Regions from separate parts of the Homo sapiens genome. Here region 2 is linked to region 1. The links are chromatin loops, found by intact Hi-C in ENCODE. Cell type or tissue: Calu3. All regions are shown on one strand.

Region 1 (2,500 bases):
CAGATGTTTTTATTGACTACGACGTTGAGTTACAAGAACTCCAGATTCCAGGAAAAGCATGTGTGAATAACACCATTGTATGGACTAACAGTTCCCTCAACCAGAACATGACAAATGGAACACGTTGTGGGTAGGTTGTTTTTGTTTTTAATTTTTTACTTTTTTGCTCATATCTTAAATTGTAATTCAAAATGTATAGAGGGGATTTTACTGGCTGAGCTGGAGTGGTATCTAACACAAAGAGAATAGAAACATGAGTTTACCCATATTTCTAGAAATTACTCTGCCTCAAGTTTCCTTCTATCTTACTATGTTTTAAAATCTTAATAGAAACAGGATTGAAAGTCACTCACCAAATACATTGCCAAAATGTTACCACTTTATTGAGTATAGGCTTGAGCATGACACTACCAATACTTAACGTCACTAGGGAGGTGACCCATGAATTTTACTTGAGTATCATCTCCAAGAGTTCTATTTTTCCCCCCCACCAACTCCCCTCTGCCCCTTAGCTTTGTGGCTGTGGCTGGTGATCCACTTGATCTTAACCCTTCCATCTGTAATGGGAATTTCATGAACAGGCTGCATTACTTTGAGTAAGGTACACTAGTCTCAACCAGTAGTTGAGTTTGTTTTTTTCTTTTTTCTTTTTTTTTTTTTTTTAAGATGGAGTCTCCTTTTTTGCCCAGGCTGGAGTACAGTGGTGTGATCTTGGCTCACTGCAGCCTCTGCCTCTTGGGTTCAAGTGATTCTCATGACTCAGCCTCCTGAGTAGCTGGGATTACAGGCGCCCGCCACTATGCCCAGCTAAATTTTGTATTTTTAGTAGAGATGGGGTTTCACCATTTTGGACAGGCTGGTCTCAATCTCCTCAGGTCATCTGCCTGCCTCAGCCTCCCAAAGTGCTGAGATTACAGGCGTGAGAAAACTAGGGCAGTGCTGTGATCAGAGGCAACCACGCAGAAGTAGCCAGAACTCACACAGACACAGTCACTATGCTACTGTTTTCTTTGTGATAAGCCTGACAGGCCACCTTGTAATCAGTGAGTCTGTCGTGTACTCAGGGCTGACTCACTGTCATAGCATGGCCTTTGCAGTGTGCCTCATGCTGGCTCAAGTTCAGAACAGCTTATTTGCACATAGGAACCCACATATTCAGGTTCAAGAATCAAGGGTGGGGCACATCTTGGCTAGAAAGACACTAGGAATGGCTCCCTCAGAGGAATTTATAGTTTTCACCTTCATTTTTGAAATTTTCTATAGGCTTGATTCCAGACTATGAATGAGTCCTTCTAAATCATTGACACTCTTCCATAATATTATCTCTCTTAGGGTCTTTCATTCATTTACTCATTCAACCAAAATTTTTTTAAACATCAAATATACCAGGAACTCATGAAAGCATCAAGGACACAGTTGTCTTAAGAGCATGGTCCTAGCCAGGTATGGTGGCTCATGCCTGTAATCGTAACACTCTGGGAGGGTGAGACAGGAGGATTGTTTGAGCCCAGAAGTTCGAGACAAGCCTGGGCAACATAGTGAGACCCTGTCTCTACAAAAATTTTTTTAAAAAATAGCTTGGCTTTGTGGTGTGCCCCTGTCATCCCAGCTACTTGAGAGGCTGAGATGGGAAGATCACTTGGGTCTGGGTGTTTGTGGCTGCAGTTGGCTGTGATTACATGGGTGACAGAATGAGACCCCATCTCAGAAAAACCAAAAGAGTCATGATCCCTATCTGTGTGAAGCTTAAGCCTAGTAAGCCATCATTCAGTCAATGATCATTTAAAAACATATGCAGTGACAGACTTGGAGGTACCTGACAGAAAACACAGGATAATATACAATGTGAATTATTCTTTATAAACAACAAGCCTACTTATTCTATATAAGTTCCCTAATGTCTAAATATGTATGTTTCTTTTCTAAAATTGGAAGTTTCTTTTCATTTGACAAACTCAGAGCAATTTGTATAAAAGAGAGATTGAGTTCAACAAAAGTCTTTGAAATCCTTCATTTATGCGGGAGGACAGAAGTGAACTGCTTTTTACAGAGGGGTTTGACCACAAAACATAAGATTAATCATTCTCCCCTTGGAGAAAAAAATGCATTCAGACCTATGTGTGATGTAAATTGACCCAAGCCACGGATAACACTTATGAGGATAAGTTTTTGAGGAAAAGGTCCTCAAGTATATCTTATCATGCCTTAAAATTTGGAAATAAATGTGAGAGGAGCCAAAATTTGAGGCATATACATGATACTAGGTGCTTATGAATATTTATCCAATGAATTAAAGAATGAATCTACTTTCAACATTTGCATCATAGCCATCTATTAAAAAGGAATTCTCTGTGGCCACTCATTACTCACTGTCTTCATTGTTACTGGATCACATACCTGAAGGCGAGCAAAGAATACAAACTGAGGCTTTCAGAAGTCCACTGGCTTTGGCTGAATTCACGTAATACCAAATGTGAATGGACATTTGTCCTTTTCTTTT
Region 2 (2,500 bases), 160 kb after region 1:
ATACCAGAAATGGAGAGATCATCTCTACTCACTGTGGTCAGGGTTTGGCCAAAAAGAGAAATATGTTGGCTGTACTGGTTTAAGTTATTGCATAAAAGTTGAATTCTTTCCTTCTCCAGCTCCAGAATGCTCTGAAAAGAATGAAAATTGGGGTAAGATCAGCCAGTTGTTATGCAAAATGGAAGTCACTCATCAAACACTGACACACCTGAAGACAGACTGAACAAAGTCTCATGATTAGCCTCTTGACTATGTCATATCCAAACCATAGTGGAGGGAGATTTCCAGGAAGGAATGTGTCTTGGTATCTTAAATCACTCACACACTTTCCCCAGGCTCTTTTGACCCAAAAGGCATATAGGCAGATGCTGTGGGTTACCTAAGTTTATGAGGAAGGGGGAGAAAAGAAGAAAAGGAAGCATTTGAGACACAATCATGGATTCCAGAGAATTCCAGAGAATTTCAGTAGAGATGGGGTTTCACCATGTTGGGCAGGCTGGCCTTGAACTCCTGACCTCAGATGGTCCACCTGTCTTGGCCTCCCAAAGTGCTAGGATTACAGGCATGAGCCACCGCGCCTAGCCAGGCCTTGTTTTTACAAAAAAAAAAAAAAAAAAATTGGGAAGAATTCCAGAGGGTGAAGCCCAGGAAAGCCCATATCCATGTCTTGGAAATGCATTGAGACACCCAATAGTTTTAGAATTGTTTATAGTACATTCAAGGCGTTCTGCTAGTCTGCAGGGAAGAGAATGACAGGCCACAAATTCTCTGTTTAAGGAGGTTATTTGACAAGAGAAGAATCCCAAAGTCTGACCAATTTATAATTCTGCCTAAAATTAGGCCTGGGAGTCAGAGTCCGCTGTTTGCAGGTAGACACATAGCCTCTTTATTTTGTGTGAGATGACAGAAGTTTCATTATTAGACTTATGACTTTTAGGTAGGAAGGGTAAATAAGAAAGTGAGGGGAATCACATTTGCTTTGTTAGCTATTAACATTTTAGAGGCCGGGCACAGTGGCTCATGCCTATAATCCCAGCACGTTGGGAGGCCAGGGTGGGAGGATCACCTGAGGTCAGGAGTTTGAGACCAGCCCAGCCAACATGGTGAAACCTTATCTCTACTAAAAATACAAAAATTAGCCAGGCATGGTGGCACACGCCTGTAATCCCAGCTACTCAGGAGGTTGAGGCAGAATTGCCTGAACCCAGGAGGTGAAGTTTGCAGTGAGCCGAGATCATGCTACTGCACTCCAGCCTGGGTGACAAAAGTGAAACTGTCTCAAAAAAAAAAAAAAAATGAGAAAATGTTACTTATTGGACCCATGCCAACTGAGTTGCTGACTGGTGGTTTTACAGGGGGCAGAAAGCTTTAGCAACTAAGCATTCTTAGAGAAGGCTGGCTCAGGCAGAGTATTCAGGGAGACTCCAAGGCCATGTGGGGGCAGTGTAAGGCTGCTGGGTATGTGCCCAGGGGACTTTGGGCTTTGATGGAGATGGCAGGTGTCCAAGACAAAATTCTTCCCATCTTTTTTTTTTTTTTTTTTTGTAAAAACAAGGCCTGGCTAGGTGCGGTGGCTCATGCCTATAATCCCAGCATTTTGGGAGGCCGAGACGGGTGAACTACCTGAGGTCAGGAGTTCAAGGCCAGCCTGCCCAACGTGGCAAAACCCCGTCTCTACTAAAAATACAAAAATTAGCCAGGCCTGGTGGCGGGCGCCTGTCGTCCCAGCTACTCAGGAGGCTGAGGCAGGAGAATCGCTTGGACCTGGGAGGTGGTGGTTGCAGTGAGCTGAGATCATGCCACTGCACTCCAGCCTGTGCAAAAGAGTGAGATTCCATCTCAAAAAAAAGAAAAGAAGAAAGAGAAAGAAAGAAAGAAAAAATACAAGGCCTGGGCATTCATCCTTTTATCCAGGGAAGTCCAGCTCAGTTGCTCTCATACCCACCATCCCAACTCCTGCATCCCACAAAGAGCACCAGCAATCATCTTTCATGAACAAGGCTTTGGAGAAGTTGGTGGGTAACACGACCATAGGGAAGAAGAAAGATGGGTATGTCTCAAGGCCCTTGGCAGTGCAAGAGAGGTGAGAATGGAGAGTCACAAAGATCACTGGGTTCTCCTTGCTCACCTCTTGAAATTCCTACAGGAGCCCATTGGCCTGATTCAGTATGGTATTCCTCTATATCCCTGTGTTGTTAATTCATCTATGGTATATGGTGATTAAAATTATTTTAAATTTCTTTATACTTTTAATTATGGTAAAATTTACATAATATGACATGCCATTTTATCCACCTTAGGCATCCATTTCAGTGTCATTAAGTGCATTCACATTATTATGCAAACACCACCATAATTCATCTCTAAAACTTTTTTCATCTTGCAAAAGTAAACCGTACCCATGAAACAACGACTTCTCATTTCCTACGCTCTGCATCCCCTGGCAACCACCATTCTACTTTCTGTCTCTACAAATTTAACTACTCTTGATACCTCTTAC

What was found. Hi-C counts contacts between places; a loop is a spot of excess contacts. Peaks named below come from ENCODE experiments on the same cell type or tissue, not always from the same donor. Only the 100,000 strongest peaks of a DNase experiment are listed, where the experiment ranks them.
Region 2: it touches region 1 in a loop (8-fold over the local background); 1 of 110 quality-filtered maps calls a loop at or near these places.

Annotation. Positions count from the first base shown.
Region 1 is chr2:169,010,902-169,013,401 of GRCh38, reverse strand. It overlaps ABCB11 (ATP binding cassette subfamily B member 11), which reads left to right. Exons shown (of 28, transcript NM_003742.4): 5 at 1-130. Among named protein-coding and RNA genes, the nearest start is that of ABCB11, 19 kb to the left of the region's middle. In Calu3, no CTCF peak of the experiment used is centred here; DNase peaks (open chromatin) are centred at 509 and 1,061.
Region 2 is chr2:168,848,715-168,851,214 of GRCh38, reverse strand. NOSTRIN (nitric oxide synthase trafficking) reads right to left here. Exons shown (of 16, transcript NM_001039724.4): 9 at 33-131. Among named protein-coding and RNA genes, the nearest start is that of SPC25, 40 kb to the left of the region's middle. In Calu3, a CTCF peak has its summit at 1,432; a DNase peak (open chromatin) is centred at 1,444.